Linked DNA regions of Homo sapiens: region 2 is linked to region 1. The links are chromatin contacts, found by Hi-C or POLR2A ChIA-PET in ENCODE. All regions are on one chromosome and are shown on one strand. Each heading gives the region's core, a stretch centred on a gene start or an enhancer-like site at or near the end of the contact. The rest is flanking DNA. Distances are from core to core; before and after follow the strand shown.

The links. Hi-C counts contacts between places; a loop is a spot of excess contacts on that map. ChIA-PET counts read pairs that join two places held with the same protein, here RNA polymerase II (POLR2A). Pooled maps may share reads with other maps.
Region 2: a map of HCT116 shows a loop between it and region 1 (3-fold over the local background). The contact joins two enhancer-like sites. A Hi-C loop is called at or near these places in 1 of 168 maps with a recorded cell type or tissue (HCT116) and 1 of 50 pooled maps. POLR2A ChIA-PET finds 5 or more read pairs at or near these places in 3 of 52 experiments (A673, OCI-LY7 and PC-9).

Annotation. Positions count from the first base shown.
Region 1 is chr20:56,601,848-56,608,333 of GRCh38, forward strand. It overlaps the pseudogene RPS4XP3. Among named protein-coding and RNA genes, the nearest start is that of TFAP2C, 24 kb to the right of the region's middle. RefSeq lists an enhancer at 4,428-5,627. Within about 2 kb of position 4,849, at least 5 of the 41 ENCODE cell types and tissues checked have a DNase peak (open chromatin) inside an H3K27ac peak, as active enhancers do; they include HCT116 and PC-9, where a contact is called at or near this core.
Region 2 is chr20:56,784,969-56,790,956 of GRCh38, forward strand. It overlaps the pseudogene RNU6-929P. Among named protein-coding and RNA genes, the nearest start is that of TFAP2C, 160 kb to the left of the region's middle. RefSeq lists enhancers at 3,393-4,152, 4,153-4,911. Within about 2 kb of position 3,468, at least 10 of the 41 ENCODE cell types and tissues checked have a DNase peak (open chromatin) inside an H3K27ac peak, as active enhancers do; they include HCT116 and PC-9, where a contact is called at or near this core.

The DNA.
Region 1 (6,486 bases), core at 3,599-6,098:
AACAGACTTAAGTATGTCCTCACTGGAAATGAAGTAAAGAAGATTTGCATGCAGCGGTTCATTAAGATCAATGGCAAGGTCCGTACTGATATAACCTACTCTGCTGGATTCATGGATGTCAACAGCATTGACAAGTCGGGAGAGAATTTCCGTCTGATCTATGACACCAAGGGTCGCTTTGCTGTACATCGTATTACACCTGAGGAGGCCAAGTACAAGTTTGTGCAAACTGAGAAAAATCTTTGTGGGCACAAAAGGAATCCTTCAAATATATATATATGTGTGTGTGTGTGTATATATGTATATATATTTATATATATGTGTGTATACATATGCATATATATTTATGTGTGTATATATGTATATATATTTATATATATGTATGTGTGTATATATATTTTTTTCCCAAAGGAAAAAGAAGACGTGAGCCACCGTGCCCAGCCTCCACAATTGTATTATACATATATCAAAACATGTTGTACACTGTAAATATACATAACTTTTATTTGTCAGTTTCAGCTTAACAAAACTAGAGGAAAAGGCTAGTAGAGAACAAAACGAGATACGGGCATAGATAATAATGCAGAAGAATGGACAAGTATATTGCCAGGTGGTAGATTTATATAAAATTGCAAAGAATAAGATCCTCGTTATAAAAGCTGTATGTGAGGCCAGGCGTGGTGGCTCACGCCTGTAATCCCAGCACTTTGGGAGGCCGAGGTGGGTGGATCACCTGAGGTCAGGAGTTCAAGACCAGCCTGGCCAATATGGTGAACCCTCATCTCTACTACAAAATACAAAAATTAGCCGGATGTGGTGGCGGGCACCTGTAATCTCAGCTACTAGAGGGGGCTGAGGCAGGAGAATCACTTGAACTCGGGAAGTGGAGGTTGCAGTGAGCCGAGATGATGCCACCGCACTCCAGCCAGGGTGACAGAGCGAGACTCTACCTCAAAAAAAAAAAAGCTGCATGCAGATATATGTACTTAAATATATAGAAAAGGGACTCACAGGATATTTACCATGTTTCCTTCTGGGGAGAAGCGAGGCAATTCCTACTTGTTGGTATGGGAAGAGCACCTACCAGGGCAGAGTCTGAGAGAAATATCCTATTAACCTCAGGAATAATGTTCAATTCTGGGAAAAAGCCAGGAAGATGGACATTTATGTGTTCCATGGCAATACACGTATACATATTTTAAGAGTATTTTATAACCAAAATGTACGTATGCCTTCCTGGATTTTAAAAATACATTAATACCAAAAGCTAACAAAGTTATCAAGTGGAAAAAAATGCAAGTCTCTGTCTTTACCCACCCACCACTCACCTGCCTTCCCCACTTCCAGGCAGCCACCATAAACAATGTTCCCTTAGATGTGGAATTGTTCCTTTGTAAGTAAATATTGTTGTTAAGAGAAAATGCTAATAGCAAGGGTTTTCTGCAGCGAATTTTGATGGCTATGCATTGGGTGTGGTCACGGGAGGAGAAAGAAATTAAACCATCCCTCCAATGGAGGGGGAAAAAAGGAAAGAAAGGAAGAAAGGAAAGAGAAGACGATGACCCACAAAATGAGTACCTCTGAGTCTGATCCGAAACCCTTCTACACATAGTGTACAGGCACAACAGTTGACCACCAGGCCTTAATTATTATTATTATTATTTTTTTTTTTTTTAAAGCAGAGTTTCGCCCTTGTTACCCAGGCTGGAGTACAATGGCACAATAGCGGCTCACCGCAACCTCTGCCTCCCAGATTCAAGCGATTCTCCTGCCTCAGCCTCCCGAGTAGCTGGGATTACAAGCATGTGCCACCACGCCCGGCTAATTTTGTATTTCTAGTAGAGACATGGTTTCTCCATGTAGGCCAGGCTGGTCTCGAACTCCCGACCTCAAGTGATCTGCCCGCCTCGGCCTCCCAAAGTGCTGGGATTACAGGAATGAGCCACTGCACCCGGCCAATTTTTATTATTTTAAAATTGTATGTAAAGATGGAGACTCACTATGTTGCCCAGGTTGAACTCCTGGGTTCAAGCATTCTTCCTGCCTGCCTAGGCCTCCCAAGTGCTGGGATTACAAGTGGGAGCTACTGCACCCAACCCTGCCCTTTAAATAATATTGATGTTAATTAGAATAAGAGCAGCAGCTATTGTGCTTGATCCTGTTTCTTTTTCTTTCTTTTTCTTCTTCTTCTTTTTTTTTTTTTTTTTTTGAGACAGAGTCTCCCTCTATTGTCCAGGTTGGAGTGCAGTGGCACGATCTCTGCTCACTGCAACCTCCGCCTCCTGGGTTCAAGTTATTCTCCTGCCTCAACCTCTGGATTAGCTGGGATTACAGACGTGCCTCATGCCCGGCTAATTTTTGTATTTTTAGTGGAGACGGGGTTTCACCATGTTTGCCAGGCTGGTGTTGAACCCCTGACCTCAAGTGATCCACCTGCCTGGGCCTCCCAAAGTGCTGAGATTACAGGTGTAAGCCACCATGCCTGGCCCTTTTTCTTTTTTATAAATTGAGACAGGGTCTCGCTTTGTCACCCAGGCTGGAGTGCAGTGGCACAAACTCTGCTTGCTACAGCCTCAACCTCCTGGGTTTGAGCAATCCTCCTGCCTCAGCCTCTCGTGTAGCTGGGACCACAGGCACATGCCACCATGGCTGGTTAATTTTTAAATTTCCTGTAAAGACGGGGTCTTGTAGAGAACAGCCTAGGCTGGTCTGGAACTCTTGGGCTCAATCAATCCTCCTGCCTCAGCCTCTCAAAGCGCTTGGATTACAGACGTAAGCCACTGTGCCTGGCCTACCCATGGGGGTCCCAACTGCCACATTTTCTGCCGCTTGGGTTCACCCATCCCTCTCCTCCACCCGTCCCTCCTTTCTCAGTATTGTAAAACACACCCCGACCTCATATCATTTTACCCAGAAATATATCAGTGTCCATCTAAGCAGATAAAGGCGTTCTTGCTTGTTTGTTTTTCTAACGCCCAGTGTGATCGTCACTCCCAGTACACGTTAATAAAAATTTCTGGGCTGGGTGCAGTGGCTTGTGCCTGTAATCTTAGCACTTTGGGAGGCCAAGACAGGGGAATGGCTTGAGGCAAGGAATTTGAGACCAGCCTGGACAACAGAGTGAGACCCCCATCTCCACACACACACACACACACACACACACACACACAAATTAGCGCGGCGTGGTGGTGGAAGGCTGTGGTCTCAGTTACTTGGGAGGCTGAGGTGGGAGGATTGCTTGAGCCCAGGAGGTTGAGGCTGCAGTGAGCCATGATTGTGCCACTGCACTCCAGCCTGAGTGACAGAGTGAGACCCTATCTCAAAATAAATAAATAAGCCAGGCACTTATTAATTCTGTGACTCCCATCTGTAATCATAGCACTTGGGGAGGCTGAGACAGGAAAATTGCTCAAACCTGAGAGGGGGAGGTTGCAGTGAGCAGAGATCATGCCACTGCACTCCAGCCCGGGCAACAGAGTGAGTGAGACTTCATCTCAAAAAATAATAATAATAAATGAATAATAATTTCTTACCATCTAACAACAGGTCCCCTTTTCAATTCTGTGCTTTTAAATGAGACCAGAGGAAGAGCTGGAAAGCTTTGGAAACTTGCCAAACATTGTAAAGCACTTAAATGAATGTCTTCAAGGGCTGTGCTCAAAGTGTGATCCCCAGGCAGGGCCACCAAACCACCCTGGAGCTTGCTAGAAATGCAAAATCCCAGGCCCAGGGCCCCAGATCCAGTGGAACTGAACTACCGCTGGACCAAAACCAATGGATCATTAAAGTTTAAGGTTGGCTATCTCCACTGTGTGGAAGGCAGTGGCTGGTCCTCTCTGAATTAATCTACTTTTTCTTGAGGCCTGGATCTTGCTGGTTGATAGCAGCTTCACTGAGTCTTCCCACCAGCAGTGAGAGCCTGCCATGTGTTAAACATCAACCAGGCCTATGGGGACAGTTGAGGTCACTGCCGTTGACAGGCTCCTATTCTAGTGCAAGATACAGACAAGAAGCTAATAAATGATAAAGAAATAGAGTAATCCCAGGTTGTGATTATTAACATATGAGTTGTGCGAGGCCTCCCCAACAAGCCTATTGAAATTGCACCAGCAGAGCCAGGTGCGGTGGCTCACACCCGTAATCCCTGCACTTCAGGAGGCTGAGGTGGGCGGATCACCTAAGGTCAGGAGTTGGAGAACAGCTGGCCAACATGGTGAAACTCCGTCTCTACTAAAAGTACAAATATTAGCTGGGAATAGTAGCACCTGCCTGTAATCTCAGCTACTAGGGAGACTGAGGCATGAGAATCTTTTGAACCTGGGAGGTGGAGGTTGCAGTGAGCCGAGATCGCACCACTGCACTCTAGCCTGGTTGACAGAGCAAGCAAGACTCAGTCTCAAAAAAAAAAAGAAAAGAAAAGAAAAAGAAATGGTTCCAGCGCCTAAGGTGTCCTCCCCCTCTGGCTTTACTTTGCCCTGTGGCCCTGTTTCCAGATGCTGGGCCATGCATCTTACTACTTATTTGCTCATTGCTTTTCTCCCAGGCCAGGAAGTAATCATCACACACAGACTGCCATATACCCACCCTTAGGACACAGAAGGAGTAGGAGAAATACTTGTTGAATGAAAGCTACTATGACTTTTCAAACAATGAGAGTGCCTAAAAGTGATCAATACCTGATTAGCGATTGTTTTTTAATACATCTGATTCCTACCCATGGGAAGAGTTCCTATGTGGAATGAGGCTACAATTCTTTCACTGAAAATAAATTGCACCCTATCCTGGGTGCTGCTCCAACCTCACCTCAGGGCTGGGAGCCTGGTGCTGCCACACCCTTGCCCTGAGCAGAAGAATCCGGAAGAAGCCTTTGGCCAGAGCCGCAGGTGAGTCATTTGAGGACTCTATGCCCTTGTGGCCATCCTTCGGTCACCTGTCTGGAATTTTATTTTTTTTAGCCCCCGGGCTCTGCACCAAAGAGCTGGCTTTTTTTGTTGTTGTTCCAGCTATACCTAAAAGGGACCAGCCTCATTCATATAAAGATCTCAGATCTCTCAAAAGGCATCTACAAATTAAGAGTAATTCTGCTCAAAATTAAAGGAAAAACATTTTTTTGGCGGAGGAGGGAATTGTGTAGAGTTGAAGAAATCCAAGAGATTGTAAAGTTCTTGTGGAGGGTGGAGTCAGTGAGAGGAGGCAGAGAAACAAGGCGAAGGCCTTTGCGCTCCATCTGGTATCTGTGTCCAATAGATGGTTTCACCCACAGCATGGCAGAGTCCAGCAAGGATCCAAGAATATGCAGGAATCAGGGAAATGATGAAGACAGCACTTTAAATGGGAGGGATTTTTAAGTAAATGCTATTAGGCCAATCAACTGGAAGTCTATTCATTTGCAAACAGTAACATGAGGCTTCCTCCTCAAACCCCAAACACATATACACGCACATTCCACAGTTCCACACGGGCTCAAGACCCAAACCAAAAAAACAAATTCTATGAGAATGCTTGATACAAGACTAATAAAAAGAAGACTGGGCCAGGTGCGGTGGTGGCTCATGCCCATAATACCAACACCTTGGGAGGCCTAGGCAGGAGGATCACTTAAGGCCAGGAGTTTGAGACCAGCCTGGGCAGCACGGTGAGACCCCCGTCACTACAAAAAATACAAAAATTAGCTGGGTGTGCTCGCATGCTCCTGTGGTCCCAGCTACTCACCGGGCTGAGGTGGGAGGATCGCTTGAGCCCAGGAAATGGAGGCTGCAGTGAGCCCCGATTGAGTGATTGAACCTGGGTGACAGAGCATGACCCCGTCTCAAAAAAGAAAAAAAAAAAGAAACTACACTTTCAGGGATAATTTCTATAGTTGGTTACTAGAGAAGTTTCTTTAAATATGTAGAGCACCATTTAAACAGAATAATAAAAAGGCTGTGAGCAGTGGCTCATGCCTGTAATCCCAGCACTTTGGGAGGCCGAGGTGGGCAAATCGCTTGAGGCCAGGAGTTCGAGACCAGCCTGGCCAACATGGCAAAACCCCATCTCTATGAAAAATCCAAAAATTAAGCCGGGTGTGGTAGCTCATGCCTGTAATCTCAGCACTTTGGGAGGCCAAGGCAGACAGATCACCTGAGGTTGGGAGTTCAAGACCAGCCTGGCCAAAATGGTGAAACCTCGTCTCTACTAAAAATACAAAAATTAGCCAGGTGTGGTGGTGCATGTCTGTAATCACAGCTACTCAGGAGGCTGAGGCAGGAGAATTGCTTGAACCTGGGACGCGGAGGTTGCAGTGAGCTGAGATTGTGCCACTGCACTCCAGCCTGGGTGACAGAGCAAGACTCTGTCTCAAAAAAAAAAAAAAAAAAAAAGAGAAAGAAAAATACAAAAATTAGCCGGACTTGGTGGTCCACACCTGTAATCTCAGCTGCTCGGAGGCTGAAGCGGGAGAATCACTTGGACCAGACCCTGGAGACAGAGGTTGCAGCGAGCAGAGAT
Region 2 (5,988 bases), core at 2,218-4,717, 180 kb after region 1:
AGTTGAATCTGTTTCTTTCCTCCAGTTGTGAGGGTACCATTTCTCCATTTGGCTAACACCGTGGGTTACCATTCTTTTCAAATATTGCTACTCTGAAAGAGATACGGAATGATGTCATTACAATTACAATTTCCACCTCCATTGCTTGATTCCTCATGAATCTAAACATTTCTCCTGCATGCATTGCCCACTTTTATTTCCATTTCTGTGATTTGCCTGTCATTTTTCTTTAGCCATTTTTATGACTCTATACGAGCTTTGTCTATTTTAAGAGGCTAAATACTTTGTCATGTAGGTTGGGAATATTTTTCCTCATTGTTTTATGTCTTTTAATTGTATTAGTGATGGTTTTTCGTGTCCAGGAGTTTTAAAAATTAATTATAATGAATACAAGTTGTATTTATTTATTGTATACAACATAATGTTTTGAAATGTGTATACCTGGTAGTGTGGCTAATTCAAGCTCATTAGCATATGCATTACTTCATATACTTATTCTTTGTGGTGAGAACACTTAAAATCTACTCTTTTCCTGATTTTCAAGAATATCTTGTTGGCTGAGCACGGTGGCTTACACCTGTAATCCCAGCACTTTGGGATGCCAAGGCCGGCAGATCATCTGAGGTCAGGAGTTCGAGAGCAGCCTGACCAACATGGTGAAACCCCATCTCTACTAAAAATACAAAATTAGCCGGGTGTGGTGGCACATGCCTGTAATCCCAGCTACTCAGGATGCTAAGGCAGGAGAATCACCTGAACCCAGGAGGTGGAGATTGCAGTGAGCCGAGATCGCGCCATTGCACTCCAGCCTGGGTGGCAGAGGGAAACTGTCTCAAAAAAAAAAAAAAAATCTTGTTATTAACTATAGTCTCCACGTAGTACAACAGATCACTTGAAGTTATTCCTCCTCTCTAACGGAAAATTTGTATCCTTTGACCACCCCCTGGCAATCACCATTCTACCTTCTGCTTCCATGAGTTCACTGTTCCAGGAATTTATTTTTATTATTAAAAAAATTATGGAACGTTTCACAAATTTGCATGTCATCCTTGTGCAGGGGACACGCTAATCTTCTCTGTATCGTTCCAATTTTAGTGTATGTGCTGCCGGAGCGAGCACAGTCCCTGGAATTTTGGATGCTTATGTTGACTCTTCATGTTTTCCCTGGTGGTGTCTGCCTTCATAAGCCTAGAAGGGCCTTCAGGGGAATGGGTTTGAGGGCCCATAGCCACAGCGGGACAGTTGAACGAATATTCAGAGCAAAGCAGATGACACGGAATTTATAGGGCGAATGAGATGGCCTCTGGCTTCACAGAAGCTGTGTCAGTCACTCGGCAATGCAGCCTGGGAGGTGGAGAGCCCTCTGTCTTTTCTTAACTTTTATAAGGGTCTCTGAGCAACTCATTATGTGCAGAAAGAGCCCTGGGTAGAATCCTGGACTCTGGCAGGGCTGCCTACTCACCATGGAGCCTCAGTTTCTTCATTTGTAAAATGAACGAATGAGCCAGGATCGCCTCCTTGGACCCCCTGACTGCTCATGACGTATGGCCTTAAATATGGCTCTAAATGTTACTCCCCATGGAGCCCTTTCTAGGTATCTCAGGCCAGAGTCCTCAAAGGAAAGACATAAAGATTTGACTATATGAACATTAACAATCCCTGGACGTCAAGAAACACCACAAATAAAATTAAAAGACAAAGAACAGACTAGGAACAATGTTTTCAACAATTACGTCATTCAGCCTCCCGACTCAGCCAATGGGTGGATGATTCCTGACTTTCCTCCCCCAGAGGGGTGGGGAAGGTGCAAGGTGACTTGGGAAGACAGCCAGCTTGGGGCACAGGGAAGGTGCTCAGTCGAGGCTTTTCATTTTCTTGAATGAATGAATGAGTGAGTGAATGAATGATGAAATCTGCATCCTAGGTACTGTGTATCTTCCTTTGAATTCTGCCCCATTTATTTTTATTTTTATTTTTATTGTTATTATTATTTTTGAGATGGAGTCTCCCTCTGTCACCCAAGCTGGAGTGTGGTGGCGCAATGTCAGCTCACTGTGACCTCCACCTCCCACGTTCAAGCGATTCTCCTGCCTCAGCCTCTTGAGTAGCCGGGACTACAGGTGTCTGCCACTGAGCCTGGCTAATTTTTGTATTTTTTGTAGAGACGGGGTTTCACCATATTGGCCAGGCTGGTCTTGAACTCTTGACCTCAGGTGATCCACCTGCCTCAGCCTCCCAAAGTGCTGGGATTACAGGCGTGAGCCACAACGACGGCCTATTTTTATTTTTATTTATTTATTTTTTAGATGGAATCTTGCTCTGTCGCCCAGGCTGGAGCGCGGTGGCGCAATCTCGGCTCACTGCAACTTGCACCTTCTGGTTCAAGTGATTCTCCTGCCTCAGGCTCCTGCGTAGCTGGGATTACAGGCGCCACTACCACACCCGGCTAATTTTGTGTATTTTTAGTAGAGACAGGGTTTCACCATGTTGGCCAGGCTGGTCTCGAACTCCTGACCTCAAGTGATCTACCTGCCTCAGCCTCCCAAAGTGCTGGGATTACAGGTGCGAGCCACTGAATTCTGCCCTATTTAAATGAAGAGAAGACAGATCCTCGACCACAAAGAGAAAGTGGTTCGCTTCTGTTGCTTACTGTGGGGTTGGCGCTGTGGAACGTCCCAGCCTCCTCTGAATTCATCTGGAAAACGGGTTTAAAAATTCTTACTTCCCTGCCTCCTGCCTCCTCCCTAGAACGGACGTCAGTTGGGATGAATCAGAGCCTCGGTATTTTGGCTCAGCCGTTGTTTTGGCAATAAGAATGATTAAACAGATAGTTTATTTATTTTACTCTCATCTTCTGTACCCACATCTCTGGAAGAGCTGTGTTCATAGGTGTGGAGACAAGTAAAGAGCTTTCTGACGAGTCAGAAGCTGGTCATGGGAAGGAAATGAGGGCATCTCCTAGGTAAAGGAATTTTTATTTTCTCACTGGATTTCTTCTCACTTTAAACTGGTTCTTTTGTGTTCTTACTTGGCTGGGAATGTCTGGAAGTCAGCACTCCAGCTGCTGAACTCCAGAACTCAGAAAAGATGCACATAAATAGACTTTGGTTGCAGCATGAAATATTGGGTTAGACATCAAGAGGGACTTTCTAGTCAATGAGATTGTGTAGGCAGAGGAAGAAATGGAGGAAAATCATAAAACTTTCTACTCTGTGGGAAAGGTAGTTTTCTGGGAGGCACTCCAGCGCCTTTGGGTGAGACCTTGTGCCACGTTCCCGGAGGCCTGGGTGGCAGCAATGAAAGGAGGAAGTGAATGCAGCCCTGATGGCAGGCTACTGAGGACAACGCAGCACTGCTCTCCCATTTTACAGCTGCAGAAACCGAGGCAAGATCCTGCAACAAATATTTACAGAAGGTGTCTGCATGCCAGCCTTATTCTGAGTTCTGAGGACACCGCAGTGAGGGAGGCAGAGTACTAGCAAACAAGGTCATGAATATGGAATGTGATATTGTGCAATGATGGGGCTGGACAAGGAAGTGAGCGGTAGGGAGGGATGGAAGCTGCTGTTGAAAGAATGGTCAGGGAAGGCCTCTTTGGGGCAGGGTCATGTGAGATGAAATGACTCACCCAGGGTCATTTAGACCCCAGATACAATTGAGTCTGCTTCCCTGGCTCCTAGTCAGGGGTTCCTCCAGGGTGTTTTTGGGCCTAAGTAACAGAAAACCCAACTCAAAAAGGCTTACGCCAAGAAAAAAAAGTTTGTCTAAAAAAATCCAAGGGTAGAACTTGTTTCAGGAATGTCTTGATCCAGGATCTCAAATCACATTGCCAAGCCCTGCCCTCTCTTATGTCTCTGCCTCTTCCACAAGGGTTCTAACTCCCAGGCTCCCTGTGGGAGCAGGAAGGTGACAGTGTTTCCAGGCCCACGGCTCCCAGGTTCAAGCTGGCAAGAAAGAGCTGCTCCATCCTCATCCATTTGAACAAAAATGCTGGGCCTGACTCCCTCAGCCAGGTTTGGGTAACAGACCCGCTTTCTGAACCAATGGGAATAGCTAGGGGGATTTTCTGCATGGACTGGGCAGGCTGTGTCCCAGGCCCATCCTGGAGCCCTGGGCTGTGGGAAGGGAGGGAGCATCCCCAGGTGAAGTTTTGACCCTTGTTAGCAAAGGAGGAAGGATGATTCAGGCCGGCCCCAACCTAGCCATGAAAGTGCTGCCTGGCCCCCTCTCTGTACTGTGTCCACATCCATCATTTCCCCCAGGCTTTATTGAGCACCTGCTGTGTGCGTCCATCTCTGTTTCCCAGAGCTTAGACTTCAAGGTATAGGAATTGTTTTGTTTTCATTTTTTTTTATAATCCTCCAAGATCTTCCAGTCTACTTGAAGAAACAAAAGCCACATCCTGTTTTTTATCCTGTCTTTTTGTGGCTTGCTCATGGCATGAATTTTCTAGCTGTCAACAAAGGGAGGGGCGCTTTTGGGCTGGAGGAGTCAAGAGGCCTTCAGGAAAAAGGAGGGCTTTTGATACATTTTCTTTCTTTCCTTCCTTTCTTTCCTTCCTTCCTTTCTTTCTTTTCTTTCTTCTTTCTTCTTTCTTTCTTTTTTTTTTTTTTGAGACAGAGTCTTTCACTGTTACCTGGGCTGGAATGCAGTGGCCTGATCTCAGCTCACTGCAAACTTTGCCTTCTGGGTTCAAGTGATTCTCCTGCATCAGCCTCCCCAGTAGCTGGGATTACAGGTGTCTGCCACCACATCCAGCTAATTTTTTGTATTTTTAGTAGAGATGGGGTTTCACCATGTTGGCCAGGCTGGTCTCGAACTCCTGACCTCGTGATTTGCCCGCCTTGGCCTCCCAAAGTGTTGGGATTACAGGCGTGAGCCGCCACGCCTGGCCCAGTGCATTTTCAAGGGTGGCTTATATCAGGAGAAGGTTGACAGAGGCTAGAACTTGATAGTGCATGCAGGCTATGGTGAGCGGGACACACACCGTGTGATTATGACTTTTTGGGATGTGTGGTTAAAATGTGTGTAGTTCTTGAACCACTGAGGTTTATAAGATTATAAGGCAGGACACAGGCACATGTTTATCTTAGTAGTCAGGTATTTATTCCAAGTTTATGTTAGAAGCAACTATGTTATTAACTTATCAGACCTGGATAACATTGTTCAGGATGAAACTAAAATTAACAAAAAATAAAAGTGGCAGGGAGTCCATTTAAACAAATATCATACATATAGGTGGTAGCAGACATGGCAAAAATGTTGTTATGAGAATGAGTAAGGCTGGGCGCAGTTGCTCACGGCTGTAATCTCAGCACTTTGGGAGGTCAAGACGGGCGGATTGCTTAAGGTCAGGAGTTCGAGACCAGCCTGGCCAACATGGTGAAACCCCATCTCTACTAAAAATACAAACATTAGCCAGGCATGGTGGCGCATGCCTGTAATCTCAGCTACTCGGGAGGTTGAGGCAGGAGAATCACTTGAACCCAGGAGGCGGAGGTTGCAGTGAACAGCGGTCCCGACCCTGCACTCCAGCCTTGGTGACAGAGCAAGACTCCATCTCAAAAAAAAAAAAAAAAAAAAGTAAGTTTTGGGAAATGCTGGTCTAGCCCTCAGATTCTGGAAGCAGAAAGACATGGATTCAAATCTCAGACCCACCCCACATGTACAGTGAAGCTTTGGGCCAGCTGCTTCACCTTTCTAGCCCTCAGTTTTCTGACCAGTAAAATGGGGCTGAGAATGGGATAGGAGCAGTCTCACGGGAGATGTTCAGGAATCTCTGAGATGTGGTTATGTGAAATGCCTCTTCTCCAAGGGGACATTCAGTAAGTTAACTCTCCATAATCTGGATTATTTTTCCCAGGAAAGAAAGAAAAAAAAAAAAGGCCGTCCAGCTACATGTGCAGGAAGTGCAAGGGCCAGAGGTGGGAAGGAATGTGGCAGGTTAGGGAGACTGCTGCAGTGGGGTGGGGTGGTCCCTGCAGGAGA